2 separate regions of the Homo sapiens genome follow, and region 1 is linked to region 2. A link is a loop called in an ENCODE intact Hi-C map of the cell type or tissue named here. Cell type or tissue: pancreas. All regions are shown on one strand.

Region 1 (8,000 bases), 980 kb after region 2:
CATCCTGCCAGCCCCACCAGCTAAAGGGGAGATGTCAGGTCCTCTGAGCCAGCCCCGCAGCCCACCCCTTCACAGACACACTGATGGCACTCACCTCAGGGAGTCACCATTTCTACCATTTATTGAGCACCTACTCTGTGCCAGACACTAAGCAGAGGGCTGCAGACTCAGCACTCCAATCAACTCATCTCAACCACAACTCTTTGAGGCAGGGACTATTATTGTCCCCATTTTGCAGCTATGAAAGCAGAGGTCTCCAAGCTTACCAAGAATGTGACTCTACTGACTCCAGAAGTCTGTGCTCCACCGTGCCATTCCCAGCCATGGGCATGGCCTGAGGTCAGCTAAGAAGAAGGGAGCACAGTCACTGTTCTCAAAGACCTTATGAATTTGGGGTGTATATCTTTCAAAAAGAGAGACTATCTCAGATGTCACACAGGTATCTTGTATCTTATAGCTTAAAACACCACTTAAAAAGCAAAGCACAAAGCAGTGTGTTCACTATGCTACCACTGGTGCAAAAGGAAGGAAACGAACATATGTGTTTGCTTTAAAGTAAACACATTCAAAAGAAACTCTTCAGGATGTAGGAAATTGATAGCAGTGTCTAGCTAAGAGGGAGGGAATGGACAGATGGGGCAGAAGGAGCATTTCACTCGACAATCCTCTCATTTTATTTTTATTTTCAAATATGTAAATATATCCACTATTAAAAAAAATCAGAGTTTTTAATTAAAAAATTAAATGTCCGCTCATGAATTTTACAGAAAAGGAGCCTGAAGCTCAGAAGGAATGGCTTGGGGCTGCGACTCACAGCTGGCCAGCCAGAGACTCAGGACAGGCCCTACCCATCCATCCCCTCATTCCACAAGCATTGGCTTTCCACCCCAGTGTCCACTGGGTCTCACACATAGAAGGTCTCAGTTCCATTACCACCACCCTCATCACCTCCATTGTCAACACCTCAGCTATTTCCACCATGTCGATACAATCATGGCCCAACCTTTGTTAACGCCATCACCAACATCACCTTCACCACTACCTCTACCACCACCCTAACATTTCTAGCACCACCCTGCCCATCATGACCTCCAATTCCACCACCACTGCCATCATAACTGTCACCATCATCACCTGCATCACCTCCAGCATGCCAGTACGACCTTGGCCAAGAGTTTGTCATTGATGTGCCTAAGAGCGATAAGACAGAGGTGGACATTGAGCTGCAAAACAACAAGATGAGGAATGGAGAAAAATGTTCACAAAAGTTTTGAGCCAGTGCTTCTCTACCAACATACATATTCTAGATCCTGGCTTGGGATGGGGTGTCATGAAGATGAATGAGACAAGCCTCCCCGCTCGTTAAGGGAAGTCAATATAAAACAGTACGTGTAAAAGAAGGGAGAAGTAACGTTGGGTCTCTCCAGTGGGGAAGAAACTTCAGAAAAAAGAGCAAGCTTTCTTTCACTGCATTTGTTCAAGACCAGGTCTACACCACGTAAGCAATCTACTACATACGTGAGCTGTAGATTCTAAAGCAACACCGTCCACTGGAACTTTCTGCAGTGATGGAAATATCCCATGCCTGTACTGTCTGACACATGTGTGGCTACTGAGTACCTGAAATGCATCTAGTGCAACTAAAGAACTGAGTGTTTAAATTTTTTAAGTTTTTATTCATTTAAATTTAAATAGCCACATGTGTCTCATGGCTACTGCATCAGACAGGGCAGCCTTAAAGTTTCTAGAAGAATAAGAGTGAGAAATGCTGCCAACACGCAGTAGTCACTTGGCTGTCACCAGAGGAAGAGATTTCTGAGGATTGAGGCTAGTCAAAGATAGAATGTTAGCACTGAGGAACTTCTAGACATCAAGCCAAGATTGGGGTCAAGCTGACCTCACCCACCCAGGACAATCATGGACCATCTGATTTCCCCAGAAGCCCAGGACAGCGGTTACCCCTGAAATCACCACTGAACCAAGTTTGGGGTGGCCTGAATTGTCTTTGTTTGGGGCTGTTTGTTTTGAGTGGTGTCATTATTTTATTTTTAAATTACCTATAATGCGCCCTTTAAAAATTCCCTAATTACAGATAGGATAAATACATAATTGCAGACTTTTAAAAAGCACATATTATTTACTCAATACTCCGTAATTACGGTCTTTTCCATGAAATGTATTATTTCCTGGATGGTCCATAATCGCTCCTTTGCAGCCGGCTGGGGAAGGCCGAATTGTTCCTCAGATTCAGTTCATGGGTCACTGGTCCCATCCCATCAGGCAGTTTATGAGCCACTACCACTGGCTGTCAGAGCCCAGCAGGCCCTCGCCGCAGGAAACACTGGGCTTGGTTACTGTACAGGCAGCTCGCTACCACCATGAGCACTGGTCTGGCTGAAGTCGAGTGGGGTTTGGGGTTTGAGGTTGGGGCTCTCCTGTTTCTTTCACAGTTCTTCCAACGACAAGAGGAGTGGCTTGTTGGTCATGAGCTCAGGCTCAAGTTTGGCTGGCCTGGTGTGTATCCCTGCGCCATCTCTTGCTAACCCTGCAATCTTGGACAAGGGCCTTAGTTTGGGTTATACCAGAAGCAGCCCCTGAGCCCAGGATTTGGGTGAAGTGATCCCGGGAAGTCCAGATGAGAACAAATGAAAATCAGACAAGGAAGACAGAAAAGCCACACTAATATGCACTTGTGAGCAGGTTACTGCCACACACACCTCAAGAGACTGCCGAACACAGCTAGGAATTGTCCCCTAATGGTGAGGAAGCTGGGGTGTTTATCCATCAACTCCCCTCCCCCACTTCCTGAGGGTTGTCACTCTGGGCATTAACTTCCCGGCACGCCCAGGCCACCTTGCACACAAGCAAGTCAGCCACTGTCCACCATGGCTACAGGTGACCTCCAAGAAGGACCAAAGGGTTGTGGGTGGGGCACCAATAGTATATGCCAAAGCACATCACTTACTCTCCCCCTGCCTCAGCTCTCTCGTCTTCAAATGAATATAAAAATAATATCTGCCTCCTAGATCATAGTGGGAGAAAGTCAGTTTGAATAAATAGAAGTTGTTATTTATGTGCACCACCACAGATAAGGACTTAGTTCAGCTCCTGGACGCTCTTACCCAGGCCTCCATCTGAGCCACCTTTCGCAGACTAGATGGCAGCCAGCACCAGACCAGAGAGGCTTTCAGGACTAGCCAAAAACTTGTATCAGGCCCTGCAGAGCAGAGCCTGGTATGATAGCAGATTCTTTGCTATGTGGCTGTGTCCCCACACCCCGTTACCCTGAGTCAGACATTACTAGGTGATTCACCATCCCACCCCCTCTTCCTCACTGCGGACCTCCAAGTTAGTCCAAGTACGAGTGGTTTCAGGAGGATGAAGCTTGGCCAGACTCGGGCAATCACAGTAATTCCATTCTCTTCTCCCCCAAGTAGTTAACCTAGGCATTTGACCCCTTTCCAGCCAATGAGGTGTCAAGAACACCACTGGAGAAAGTTTTTCTCTCCCCAAAAAGAAGAGATATTCTGTCTTCTGGCTCTGGACAGTGATGCTTGGTTCAGCTGCAATTTTCTTGAATGAGGAAGGCATAAAACTGAGGACAAAATCAACACATTGACAGTGGCAAAGTAGACAATGGAAAAAAAATCGATACCTTGTTTATATCACTGAACCCCAAAATTGATGAGCCTTGGAACAATCCCAACTCTGGTATAAATAGACAGCCAACACTAACATAGCATTTCCCCTGCGCCAGGCACTGTTCTAAGCATTTTGCATTTGGCAACCCATTTAATCCTCACCAGAGCCAAGTGAGCAAGGTACTATTGCTAGTCCCTTTTATAGATGTGAAAACTGAGGCCCAGAGAGGTTAATTAACTGGCCCAAGGTGATACAGCTAGCAATGATTTCACCTCAGGCAGTCTGGCTTTGAGCTCTAAGCTCTGCCTTAATCACTAAACTCTACTATCACTCTACTGTTCTTGTAACGTGCAAAATTAAACCTCCTTTTTATTTAAGTCATTCCAACTCGGTTTTTCCATTACATGCAGCTGGAAGTATCTTAATTGATACACCTTATTGAGATGAGCCACAAAACAGAATTTAAAATTAAAGGGGTCTGTAAAAGTCTCAAGCGTGCATCAAGAAAGTGGCATCCAGGAGCCCATGTCTCACTCCACTGGCAGAACCTTCCCCTTGTGATGTTAACATGCATGACCAGCCAGCTGTACTATGAGCCAAAACCTGTGCTCAGCATTTATGTAGACCATCTCATTTAATCCTCCAGCCAACCCTGCAAGGCAGGCACTGCCTCCCTAGCTTACAAATTAGGAGGTCATAATATTACTATCTAGTGTGTATTGAACTTTACTCTGTGCCAGCCTCCAGGCTAAGCACTTTCACGCCTTTCTCACCTAAACTTCACAACAATCCAATAAGGGCACCATCATCTTACAGATGAAGAAATCAAGGTTCAGAGAAGCTAAGTATCATGAGCAAGGTCACGAGATGATAGGGAGGGCAACTCGTTCCATCCTGCACACATGGACGTGTCCACACACAGCACATTGGCCCAGCCTTGTGCTATGGAGGAAGCAGAGACAGATGAGCCAAACCCACTCCATCTCCTTGCCCCAGCCATGAAGGGTAACACTCACCGTAAGCTGAAGCTGGCTGCCTCCTGCCTCAGCCCAGGGGTAGATGACCAGCTACCTGCCCACTCTTCCCCTGCAAGATGGCATTCCTGGAGCCCTGCCCATAAGCCTCCAATGACCAGCCATGAGTTAGGTGACTCCCACGACCAGACGTGCCTATTTCCTTGTGGTGCTGATGGCGGCCAGGCAGCACTGATAATGATCTCTCCTCTGCAGGGAGGTGAGCCGTGAACACCTCGCCAAATATCTTCCAGAAGTCCCCGGAGGGGTGCTGGGCAAGGAGGTTCTGCCTTCTCTCTGCATAAGTAAGAACAGGGCCAGGGGTCTCTAAGACCCCTCCCAGAGCTAACTGTCTGTGGGTGTGTGAACCCTGCACAGGGACAATCCAGCTCCAAGTCCCATTTCCAAATAAGCCCAGCCACTGAAGGCCCTCCTGACAATGAGGGGTGTGGGCTCTGGTGTAAGAGGCTGAGGTGCTGCCAGAGGGGCCAGCGTGGGGCATCAGGGGACCTGGGTTCATGCACCACAGCCACTCGCTCACTCACTGTGACCTTGAACCCCTATTAGGGCCTCCAAACACCTCAGTGTTGGACCAAATGGGTGTCGACGTTTAGTATAATATGAGATTGGTCTCCACAAACCCCCACGTAGAAGTACAGTGAACATAGCAGAACCCAAGCTGAAGCTGGGGGTAGGGGCAGCAGAGCCTCAGGGTCCATCCTCAGTCCCTCCACTCCCCTGAAACCCCTCATGTTCCTGGGGAGACTTTGGAGGAATACATCACCTCTGCCCTGTGTGCATGGCACGGCAGAGTGCCAGGGAGTTGACACACCCCAGGAACAGCCTTTACCAAGCAAGAGACAGGAACTGGTAAGTGCCTGCCTGGGCTCCCTCACCCCACAGTGGGGGCGATGGCGAGGTGTGTCCCATGCATCCTCTCAGGGACTCATGGCGGGGCTAAGCCTCAGTTGCCCACTAGCCCCTGGCAGCTATGGTGTGGCGGGTGACCTGGCTCCACAGGTCAGAGGCAGCTGCCTGGCAATTTTGAATCTGAGTTGAGGACATGCAGGTAAAAGAGGTTCCATTCTTGTGATGGCTGCAGCAGCTGCACAAACATCCTGTTTCCAAAGGCCACATGGCCTCAAGGCTGCAAAACTGTCCAGTGCCCCGGCCTGGCAGTGTCCTCCCAGAAAGCCTTGTGGCAAAATTGCAGCTGTGATCCTGCCTGCCATCCGGGCCCCCTGCCTCCTGCCTGAACCTGGTTCTTCGGGCTCCCAGCAATTCAGCGAGTACACGCTAACCTTTCACTAAACCGTCTACTTACATCAGCCACACTCCTTTTCTGTGGCTTAGAACTAAAACCCCAGCTGGTGGACACCCAGGGAACAATGCAAGAATGACCACAAGGTCCCCAGGTCTCTTTCCGGATCCAAGAATCCTGGATTCAAATCACAGTAAGAGGACAACTCTGGAGAGAGGCAAAGGGAGCTGCTGGGGTAAACTCAACCACGATCACAGGCTGACTCCGCTAAAAGGAAGCCCAGCCCTGCCTTCAGGGAACGCCCAGTCCAGGAGGGAGACAGGCATGAAGGCATATCATCCCACAACCCCAGGTGATGGCACAAAGCCAGAGGGAAGCTCGAAGCAGAGGAGAGGGCTGGGGTCAGGGATCAGGGAGGGCTGGCCAGAGAGATGATATCTGAGTGTGGCGAAGTGAAAAAGAAAAGAATAAAGGTGACGGAAACAGAGTGGGCCCAACGCTTCGCAGCCATGAGCAGACTTGCCCAGAGTCCATCGCAGGATAAACCACGAGCCAGTGCCTGCTCTGATGATAAACCTGGGGACAAACAGGGGTGCTCAGGAGGGACCACTGCTCTCTGGGAAGGTCCCCAAGTTTGTCTCTAGCTTATGGGAATTAAAAACATGTCCATTCTTGTGGGCAGGGCTGTGTAAATCTGCATACACACACGCAAACACACACACACACACACACACATGCCCCAAGGAAGGGCACAAAGGGAAAATGGCCATTTGCTGCAGACACGTCTTTGTAATGAGAATTGGCGGTTAGGACAGCACTCATCCCTGTCTTCGAGGTAGGAACTTCAGGGAAGATAAGATGCTCAGCCCAGGCCCAAGGCCACCTCTCTTAGGAACAAGGTTCCTTTCCCTTGTTACTGCTGCTGTCAACAGCAAAGACAGTGTGGGAGGACAGGGGAGTGCCAGCTTGTGAGGTGAGCCACTGGCCTTCCAGCCTCAGCTTTCCCAAACTGTTTGGATGACCTCAAGAGAGTCTCCTTCCCTATCTGGTCCTCAGTTTCCCCCATGTGTACAATGTGGAGGTTAGCCTAGATCTGCAATGGCAAAGAACTGTCATTTTGTATGCCAACTGTAATCAATTGCTAGCGACTGCCTGGAGCACTCAGATGAGAATAATTCTGAGCTTAGCAGAGACACAATTGATTAGTGATGTCTGCCATAGGCACAAGTAGGAGTGGAGGTGGCATGTGTGCTACTCCATCCTTTATCTTCTGAGTCTTGACACCATGTGGGTCTCTGACCTGACTCCTTGGGTTTACACTGGACTCCAACCTGCGGTGTGCTGGAGGCAGCTCACACCCACTCCTGAGAGTCAAGTGTGCTCATCTCTTCCCAACTCTGCATTTGGTGATGTCACATTGGTATTGTGGAATCGGTCACGATGGGGACGTTTACAGGGAACCGTTAAACATTTTTGAGCACACTAGCTCTATCCCTCCCACAGCAGGCCAGGGCGGGGGGAGAGGGGAATCCAGGCAGCCCCCAACAGTCCTGAGCTCTATGGGAATCCGTGTCCCCTGGAGAGTGGCCAGTGCCAGCAGATGCTGGAATCCAGACTGTTCTATCACAGACTCACAACCCCTGCAGCCCACTTTATTCACAATCCTCATCACTGCTCTTGCTGCACAGAGCCCCATTCAGACACTCTACCCCATCTACCCTGGCACCACTCATCCCTTCTTCCTCCAGGAAGCCTTCTGAGACTGCATTCACAATTATTCCTCCCCCACTGAGCTCCCATTTCACTCTGTCTTTGTTGGTGCTGGAAGGAAAACTGCCTCTTTAGAACAGGTTCTCGGTTGAAGACTTACATCTCCTCCTTCCCCAGCACCCAGTCAAGACCCCACATAGGCATGGTCCTTGAATAGACATCCAGGGAGAGGCCAGCTGCGTTATCCACCACCTGGGGCACAGTCCTGACATGCCCACGGTAATCATCCCAACCAGCTCCTCATTTCCCAGATGGGGAAATGGAGGCCCACAACAACATACAACTGCCTGAGCAGCTGAGCTGACTCTCGAACT
Region 2 (8,000 bases):
ATGTGGCCGCTCTCAGCCCTGGCTCCTTCTGCAAAGGCAGTGCTCCCTGCATTTGAATTGTGTGAGACAGGAGTAATTTCAACATACAGAAACAAGCCCTTTGAGAGGGCAGCGGCGGGTCCTCACCTCTGCCTCCTGTGCCCTTTCTCTAAAGCATGCCCCTCAGAGGCCACAGGTGGTATCTAGGCTGCACGTGGAAAGCCATGCAAATCAGCTGATTCCTGCCCACCAGCCACCCCTGCTAACCGAGTTGTTCTGTTTATTTCAGTGATGTCACACCAAATTAGCAGGGGCAGGAGCCACTGCATGCTGCCTCAGAGCTGCCTGCCCCCAGCTGGTCACAGCACCCCACTTTGGGGCTCTGGGTGCAGGGGTAGCCTCTGAGGTCCATCTCAGAGGCCCAGTCTGGTTCTGGCACCCGAGTGCCCAGCCTTCAGTATCTCACCAGCGTTCAGAGCTCACCCCAGACAGCTTGTGTGGCCTGTAGGCTGTGGGTACACCTCATTGCTGAAGAAAACATCAAGTGTCCCCTTTGCTGGCTTTTTTTTTTTTTTGGACAGGGTCTCATTCTGTCACCCAGGCTGGGGGGTAGTGGTGCGATCATAGCTCACTGCAGCTTCAATCTCCTGGGCTCAAGTGATCCTCCCACTTCAGCTTCCCAAGTAGCTTGGATTACTGGTGTGCACCACCATGCCTGGCTACTTTTTGTTGTTGTTGTTAATTTTTAACAGAGACGACGTCTTGCTATGTTGCCCAGGCTGGTCTTAAACTCCTGAGCTCAAGCAGTCCTCCTACCACCGTCTCCCAAAGTGCTGGGAATACAATGATGGCTACTGTGCAGCTCTTTGGCCTTGGTCAAGCCCCCTCCCCTCTCTGTGCCCTTGTCACCTATTTCAACCAAGAGGTGACTGAAGTGCACAGAGAGACAAAGTGATCTAGTGAGATAAGCAGAACAGACATGGTCCAAACCCCGTCTCAGCTGCTGAGCCATGCAGCCCAGGAGACATTGCTGCACATCAGACCCTCATCTGTGAAACGGGGTAGTGATGGCATTCAGGGCTGCCGCAAAGTTGAGAAACGACAAGGAACTCATTACAGAGCAGGAGCCCAGGGAAAGACTGCTACTGCTGTTGATGCCAGGGCCCCTCCACGGTTCTCTGTTTCTCTTTTGAGCCTCCTGAGGGGAGAAACAGCCTCCTGTTCACCTCTGGAACCCCAAAGGCTGGCACAAGGCTGAACCCCATGGGAAATGATTGGGGAGCAGTTAACTGTCCAAAGGATGGTGAGCCTGCTGTGTAGGCCAGCAACATGGCCACTGCAGAATGAGCCCCAGTGGGAGGTGGAGGGAGGGGCCAGGGCAGGGCAGGGGTGAGCTTGGCCAGCCGTTGATGGGCTGGGGATGGGAGCACATGTTTGAATCATAGGCAGAGGCCTCCCTAATTATGGCTGTTACTGGACACTAGTACTCTGTCCCCCATCAGAAAGCCTGCCCATCTCTATAATTCCTCAGAAGAGTTGGGCTATATCCAATGCCATTGAGTCTGCTGGGGCAGGAACAGGGCACACCAATGCCTTGAAATGATGAATTCATCTTATCAATCCATCTGTCCACCAGTCCATCTGTGAATCAAGTGATTCATCCATTCATCCATCTATGCGTGTATCCATCCATCCATCCATCCATCCATCCTAAATGAATCAATTCATCCATCTGTCTCCTTGCCAGCCCACCCATTCATCCATTCACCACTTTATCCACCACTCATCCATCCCTTCATTCATCTACCTATCTACCCATTCATCCAGAAGTTAATTTATCCAGTCACCCACCTATCTGTTCATTCATCTATTTATCCATTCATCATCTATACACGTCCACCCACCCACCCATCTAACTATCTGCCCATATGTCCATCCATCCATTCTCTTATGTATCCATCTATCAGTCCACCCCTCTCCTCAGCCCACCTAAAATAGCTGGGCCCCACTCTGAGCTGGATGCTATGCTAGACTCTGTGATTTTGAGATGAATATGGCATGTCCTTTGCCCCCAAGGAGCTCAACCTGGTGGGAGACCTGATGTATTCCTACAGGGCCCATAGCTCCAGAGAGACAGAGCAGAGTAGGTGAGACAGCTGGGTGCCCAGGAAGTGTTCAAGCTCAGGGATGGGGTACAGATGCTCAGAAGGGCCCCTGGGGTTCAGGGCAGCTGCTGAGCAGGAATGAGCTGATTTGCAGGGCTCTCCATGTAGAGCTGGGATGTGGCAGTGATCTCTGAGAAGGGCATGTTGCAGAGAGGGAGCACTGGTTCTCCCAGTACCAAGAGGCTGAGAAGGGGCAAAGGCAGCTTAGATAGAGGCTGTGAGGGGACATGGGCAGCAGGGTGCAGAGGGTGGGGGTTGGTGAACGCCAGCAAAGGCTACAACCAAGGTGAGGGCAGGAAGGGAAGGCTGTGTGGAGAGGTGAGCCCCTACCAGCCTGAGGTCTGCACAGCTCGTCATCTCAGCTCGTGCACACATGCTTGCCTTTCTCTTCTGATTAGGTTACAGGATGCCTGAGAATCAACAGTCCCCAGCCAGCCGAGGCTGACTTCTAGGGCAGCTGTGGAGCAGACAGATGTCAGCACTGAGCTGTGTCTGACCGGAGATGTGGGAGGAGGGGCATGGAGCACGTAGGGAGCTCTGGATGGCCCAGGGGGCATCTGGGCACACTCACAAATGCGCCACTGCCTGGCTCAAAAGCAGAGCCCTCTGTGTGTGTGCACGCATGTGTGTGCCGGGGCAGGTGAGGGAGGGTGGTGTGGGCTCTGGCATGTGCTGGTTGAATGTGAATTAATTATGATGCCCATTTTATAGATGAAGGGAAGTGAAGCGGCAACTTAAGGCTGCATAGTTTGTAAGCGACGGAATGGTGACTGAGCTGTGTGCCATGCTGTGAGGGGCTTCTGGTGGGCCTCTGCCCAAGATGGACCCAGGGAGGGCCAAAGAAGTCAGGTGCACCCTGACCCCTGGTGATACGGAGCTAGGTGCCAAGAGGAAAGAGGCTGAGAGCAGGTCTCGGCAGGAGTGGTGTGCCTGCCATGCAGAGGGTCCCATGCACAGGAGGCATGAGCATTCCATTGGAGGGCGGGGCCCCTGCCAGCTGAGCCAAGGGTGGGAGAAACGGAGTGAAAGGTAGAGCTAGGAAAGAGCCCTGCAGAACCCTGAGTGGGAGGAGGGAGTGTGGGGGAGGAGGGAGTCTTGGCGTCTGGTTTCTATTCTGCCACGGTGAACAGAGGCGTGTAATTGGCGTTTGGGAGAGCCATTTGGGCTGGGTTCAATCTGTAACAAGCCTTCTTCAATTTCCTCTCCACATACCCTGCATAGACTTTAAGATTCCTCTGCTCGATGCTAATAAGAAGACACACAACCCTCGTTCTCGAGGAACAGCCTCAGTTCCACTGGGCAGGCACCTTGGGGAGGCTCCGTCTGGGTCCTGGCCCTCAAGGAGGGAAGGCTGGGTGGGTAGGGGGCTGTGAGTTCTGCCTGGCGGAAGCCCAGGGGCCAGCAGCCCATGCTGGTTGCCTGAGCTTCCTGCTAAGCTGGCCTAGGCCAGGGGCCTGAGCCCCAGCACTCCCTTCCCTGTCACTGACATACTGAGGACAATGGACACCACACACCAGGGCTGGGCTACGTGCATCACCCACAACATCCTCACAGCATCCTACGAGGTAGGCCCCATTTGACAAATGGGGAAGCTGAGGCTCAGAGAAATGGAGGACTAGCTTGAGATCTCACCATGGGTCCATAAAGGAATGAGCACTTGGGTCCAAGGCGTCTGACACCAAAGCCCATGCCCCTCTCACTGTACCTGGTCCTTCCTGGAGTGAATAACATTCGTGGGTCTGTGCAGGGAAGCTGCCAGCCTGGGCAGTGGGAGCTGGGCCCAGCAGGTGGGCACGTCACTCCTGGCCACCGCTTGGGGGCGCCCCTGTGAAAGGTTCCCCACCTCCCGGCAGTCCAAATAGGGGAACTCCTGGGCAGCTTGCCTCTTGGGCTTGGTATGAGCTTCAGCAGGGTGGGGACCATGGCACTCACTGGAATTAGGTCTTCCCAGCACCAGAGGGGCTGAGTGGACTCAGGCTACCCACTTCCCCTCTCTGTACTTGTTTCCTTTCCTGTAAAATGATATGATTTCCTAGGACCTCTTGTCTTGTGGCTTTTTTTTTCTTTTTTTAAAAAATACAGATGGGGTCTCACTATGTTGCCCAGGCTGGTTTCAAATTCTTGGCTTCAAGTGATCCTCCTCCCTTAGCCTCCCAAAGCGCTGAGATTACAGGTGTGAATCACTGGGTCCAGCCTATAATGGGTTCTTATTTTTAAATAAATTAGTAAATATTTTTAAATTTTCTCAGCTTTAATTTCTTTTCTTTCTTTCTCCCTCCTTCCTTCCTTCTTTCTTTCTTTCTTTTTTTTTTTTTTTTTTTTTTTTTCTGAGACAGGGTCTTGCTATGTTACCCAGGCTGGGCTCGAACAATCTTCCTACCTTGGCCTCTCAAAGTTCTGGGATTACAGGCGTAAGCTGCCACACCCAGCCTGTGACTTTTTTTTTTTTTTTTTTTTTTTGAGAACGACTGGAGCAAAGGGGCAGGGAGCTTAGTTCTAGGGAGGGAGGTGGTGGGAGAGAGATGGAAGTGCCAGGTGCATCACTACATCCTTGCACATAAACAGAGCCCAGAGAGGCCACAACACTGGCCCAACGTCACACAGCTGGGAAGGGTGTGGAAAGGGACAGGGCAGCATTGGCACTGAAACCCAGGCATGTGATTCCAGCATTAGGCTGGTCAGTGCCAGCATGCCAATAACGGCCTCGATAGGTAGGTGGTCAGGAGGCCCTGCCATCGTCTCCAGCCAGAACCCACCAGATGCCCTGCTGCTGCAGCCCGCCCCATCTGCCCCGCCCTCGGAGTGTGCCTTGCCCCACACCCACCTGCTTGATGCACTGCAGTCGGTCATTGGTCTGCTGGATGTGCCTGTCCATAGAATTCATTCTGGCCGTTTCACTAGGTTCTACCCGAGAGCCATGAACGTTGTCCAGCCTGCGAAGAGAAAGGAGAGGTTGTCACTGGATCACGCCAGGCCTGCCAACCTTGAGCAGCCTCCCAACTGCCCTCTGGCCACAACACTGGCAGGTTCCAGAGTCCTTTGCTGGGCCCTGTGGGGCTGCACCTGGGGTACCCCACTGGGCTGAGGGCAGGAAATGCTTCTGGGTGCTTTCCATGTGTGGCACATGTGAGCACTGGGCAGGCATGCCCACCAGGGGATAAGGAACTGCACATGCAGGTGCACACATTTCTTCTCTTTTCTTTTTTTTGAGATGGAGTTTTGCTCTTGTCACCTAGGCTGGAGTGCAATGGCGCGATCTCGGCTCATTGCAACCTCTGCCTCCCAGGTTCAAGCGATTCTCCTGCCTCAGCCTCCTGAGTAGCTGGGAATACAGGTGTCTACCACCACACCCGGCTAATTTTTGTATTTTTAGTGGAGACGGAGTTTCACCATGTTGGCCAGGCTGGTCTCGAACTCCTGACCTCAGGTGATCCGCCCACCTCAGGCTCCCAAAGTGCTGGGATTACAGGTGTGAGCCACCACGCCCAGCCAGGTGCACACATTTCTGTATGCGCATGTGTGTTTTGGGTGGTGGAGGGGGTGGCAATTCCCCTTGGATTCCTGGTTCAGGGCTTGGCCCACGTGTGTGTGTGTACGTGTGTATGTGTGTGTGTGTTCATACATGTGCATGCAGGGGGACCTTCCCATATGACGACCCTCAGTGCACATGCACATGCACATGTGCTCTGAGTGGAGATCTCAGGTGGCATCTGCCCTCCCCCAGTCCCTCAGGCTTTGAGTTGTTCATAATTTACAAACCACTCACAACTCTGTTGTTTTCACTTTGCCCTCCTGGAAAAGGAGGATAAGAATGAGCACCACACCCATTTTCTAGATAAAGAAACTGAGGCTGAGAGACAGAAAGGGAAAAGCCAGGGTGGCACATCAAGTGGTGTCTGAGCCCACACCAGGAGCCAGGGTTCCTGACTGCCAGCCCGCGGTTTCCACTGTGCAAGGCTGACAGTGCGGGTGCAGGGATGGCTTGGCACTAGGCTCACCCTTCCTGAAGTGCAGGAGAAGGGAGTGCTCAGGGCCATTAGCATGAATGGGACTTCCCTCTGGATGACAGAGCTAAGTGGAGGAAGCTCCTTCGGCTCGAAAAAGCCCTGGGAGTCCCCAGGCCGCTCCAGGGAGGCCACACAGCAAAGGCGGGGATCTAGGTAGAGAGAGGAAGGACTGTACAGCCCTAGTCCACCCACTGTTAGGGGTCCAGGTCCTTGGGCCAAGGCAGAAGACTGCCCGCTGCCAGTTCGATTTGCCCTCCTGCCCCCAGTGGACAGTTCAGGCTGCAGACACTTGGATCACACCCAGGGTGCTGGACAGGAGACCTGGGGCCCTAAGCCTTCCCTGCTACTCTGTCGCACTCCCCACTAAAGACCCCTCATCTCTGGCCATGTCAGCCAGGACTTTTCACGTGCTGGACACCTGCATTCTCTCCTTTCCTTTTCACACACACTCTCTAAGGCCAGGATCATCTCCATTTTAGAGATGAGGAAACTGAGGCCCCAGATGTGCCAAGTCCTCGCAGCTGGTGGAAGTGTAGGTTGTGTCTGCCTGCCTGTCTGCCTGTCTGCCTTCTACACACGCTTGTTGAGGGACCCAACACCATTGCCTGGCCCCAGCCTTTGGAAGAAAGTCCTGTTCCTCCTCCAATTGCTTTAAAGGATGTGTAGCTCTTGGTGCAATTCTCATTGCTCCATGTGTGTCTGAACAGGTAATTCATTTGCATGGTTCAAAAATCAGAAAGTCCACAAAGATATCGAGTCCTGGGTCCAGACCCCGTCCCCAGTCCCCTGGTGCCCTTTCTAGGAGAACCAGTGCCATCAGTCCCCCTTCTGGAGAGTCTCATCTAGAAGCAAATATCTACACACACTATTTCTTGCCACATTTTTAAAAACATAAAATAATAACATTCTATACACATTATTTGGATGTTGCTTTCTTTTCCCCCCTCTTGATGATACATCTCAAAGTTTATTCCACATCAAGACACAAAGAACTTTTTTTTTTTGAGATGGAGTTTCACTTTGTCGCCCAGGCTGGAGTGCAGTGGCGCAATCTTGGCTCACTGTAACCTCTGCCTCCCAGGTTCAAGCGATTCTCCAGCCTCAGCATCCCAAGTAGCTGGGGCCACAGGTGCTGCCACTATGCCTGGCTAATTTTTTGTATTTTTAGCAGAGACGGGGTTTCACTGTGTTAGCCAGGATGGTCTCAATCTCCTGATCTCGTGATTCCCCTGCCTCGGCCTCCCAAAGTGCTGAGATTACAGGTGTGAGCCACCACGCCTGGCCACCTTTTCATTTTTTAATGGCCGCACAGTATTCCTAGGTATGATGAAGCATTATCCAACTAACATCTGCCCATCGCCCCCTGCCAGGTGCTGTTCTAAGGCTTGAGCCCTCAGACAAGGCCCCTCTGCTCTGGGGGCTCACACTCCAGCCTGAAACGAGGGACCCTGAAGCTTTTTCCAATTTTTTTTTTTTTGAGACTGAGTCTCGCTCTGTTGCCCAGGCGGAGTGCAATGGCGTGATCTTGGCTCACTGCAGCCTCCGCCTCCCAGGTTCAAGTGATTCTCCTGCCTTAGCTTCCCAAGTAGCTGGGATTACAGGCGCCTGCCACCACGCCTGGCTAATTTTTATATTTTTAATAGAGATGGGGTTTCACCATACTGGCCAGGCTGGTCTCGAACTCCCGACCTCAGGCAATCTGCCCACCTCGGCCCCCCAAAGTGCTGGGATTACAGGCGTGAGCGACTGCGCCCGGCTCCAAATTTTTATCATTGCAGTGCTGCAGGAATAACCGTTCACATCGGCACATCACACGTGTGTGAATTAGTCTAGAGAACATAGGCTCAGA

The links. Peaks named below come from ENCODE experiments on the same cell type or tissue, not always from the same donor. Only the 100,000 strongest peaks of a DNase experiment are listed, where the experiment ranks them.
Region 1: a loop joins it to region 2, with 2.2 times the contacts of the local background. A loop is called at or near these places in 71 of 110 quality-filtered maps.

The regions. Positions count from the first base shown.
Region 1 is chr10:78,220,114-78,228,113 of GRCh38, reverse strand. No RefSeq gene overlaps it. Among named protein-coding and RNA genes, the nearest start is that of LINC00856, 25 kb to the left of the region's middle. In pancreas, no CTCF peak of the experiment used is centred here; no DNase peak of the experiment used is centred here.
Region 2 is chr10:79,198,661-79,206,660 of GRCh38, reverse strand. It overlaps ZMIZ1 (zinc finger MIZ-type containing 1), which reads right to left. Exons shown (of 25, transcript NM_020338.4): 5 at 4,969-5,077. The coding sequence starts at 5,028. Among named protein-coding and RNA genes, the nearest start is that of ZMIZ1, 130 kb to the right of the region's middle. RefSeq lists enhancers at 312-361, 4,677-5,177, 5,178-5,678. In pancreas, no CTCF peak of the experiment used is centred here; a DNase peak (open chromatin) is centred at 3,950.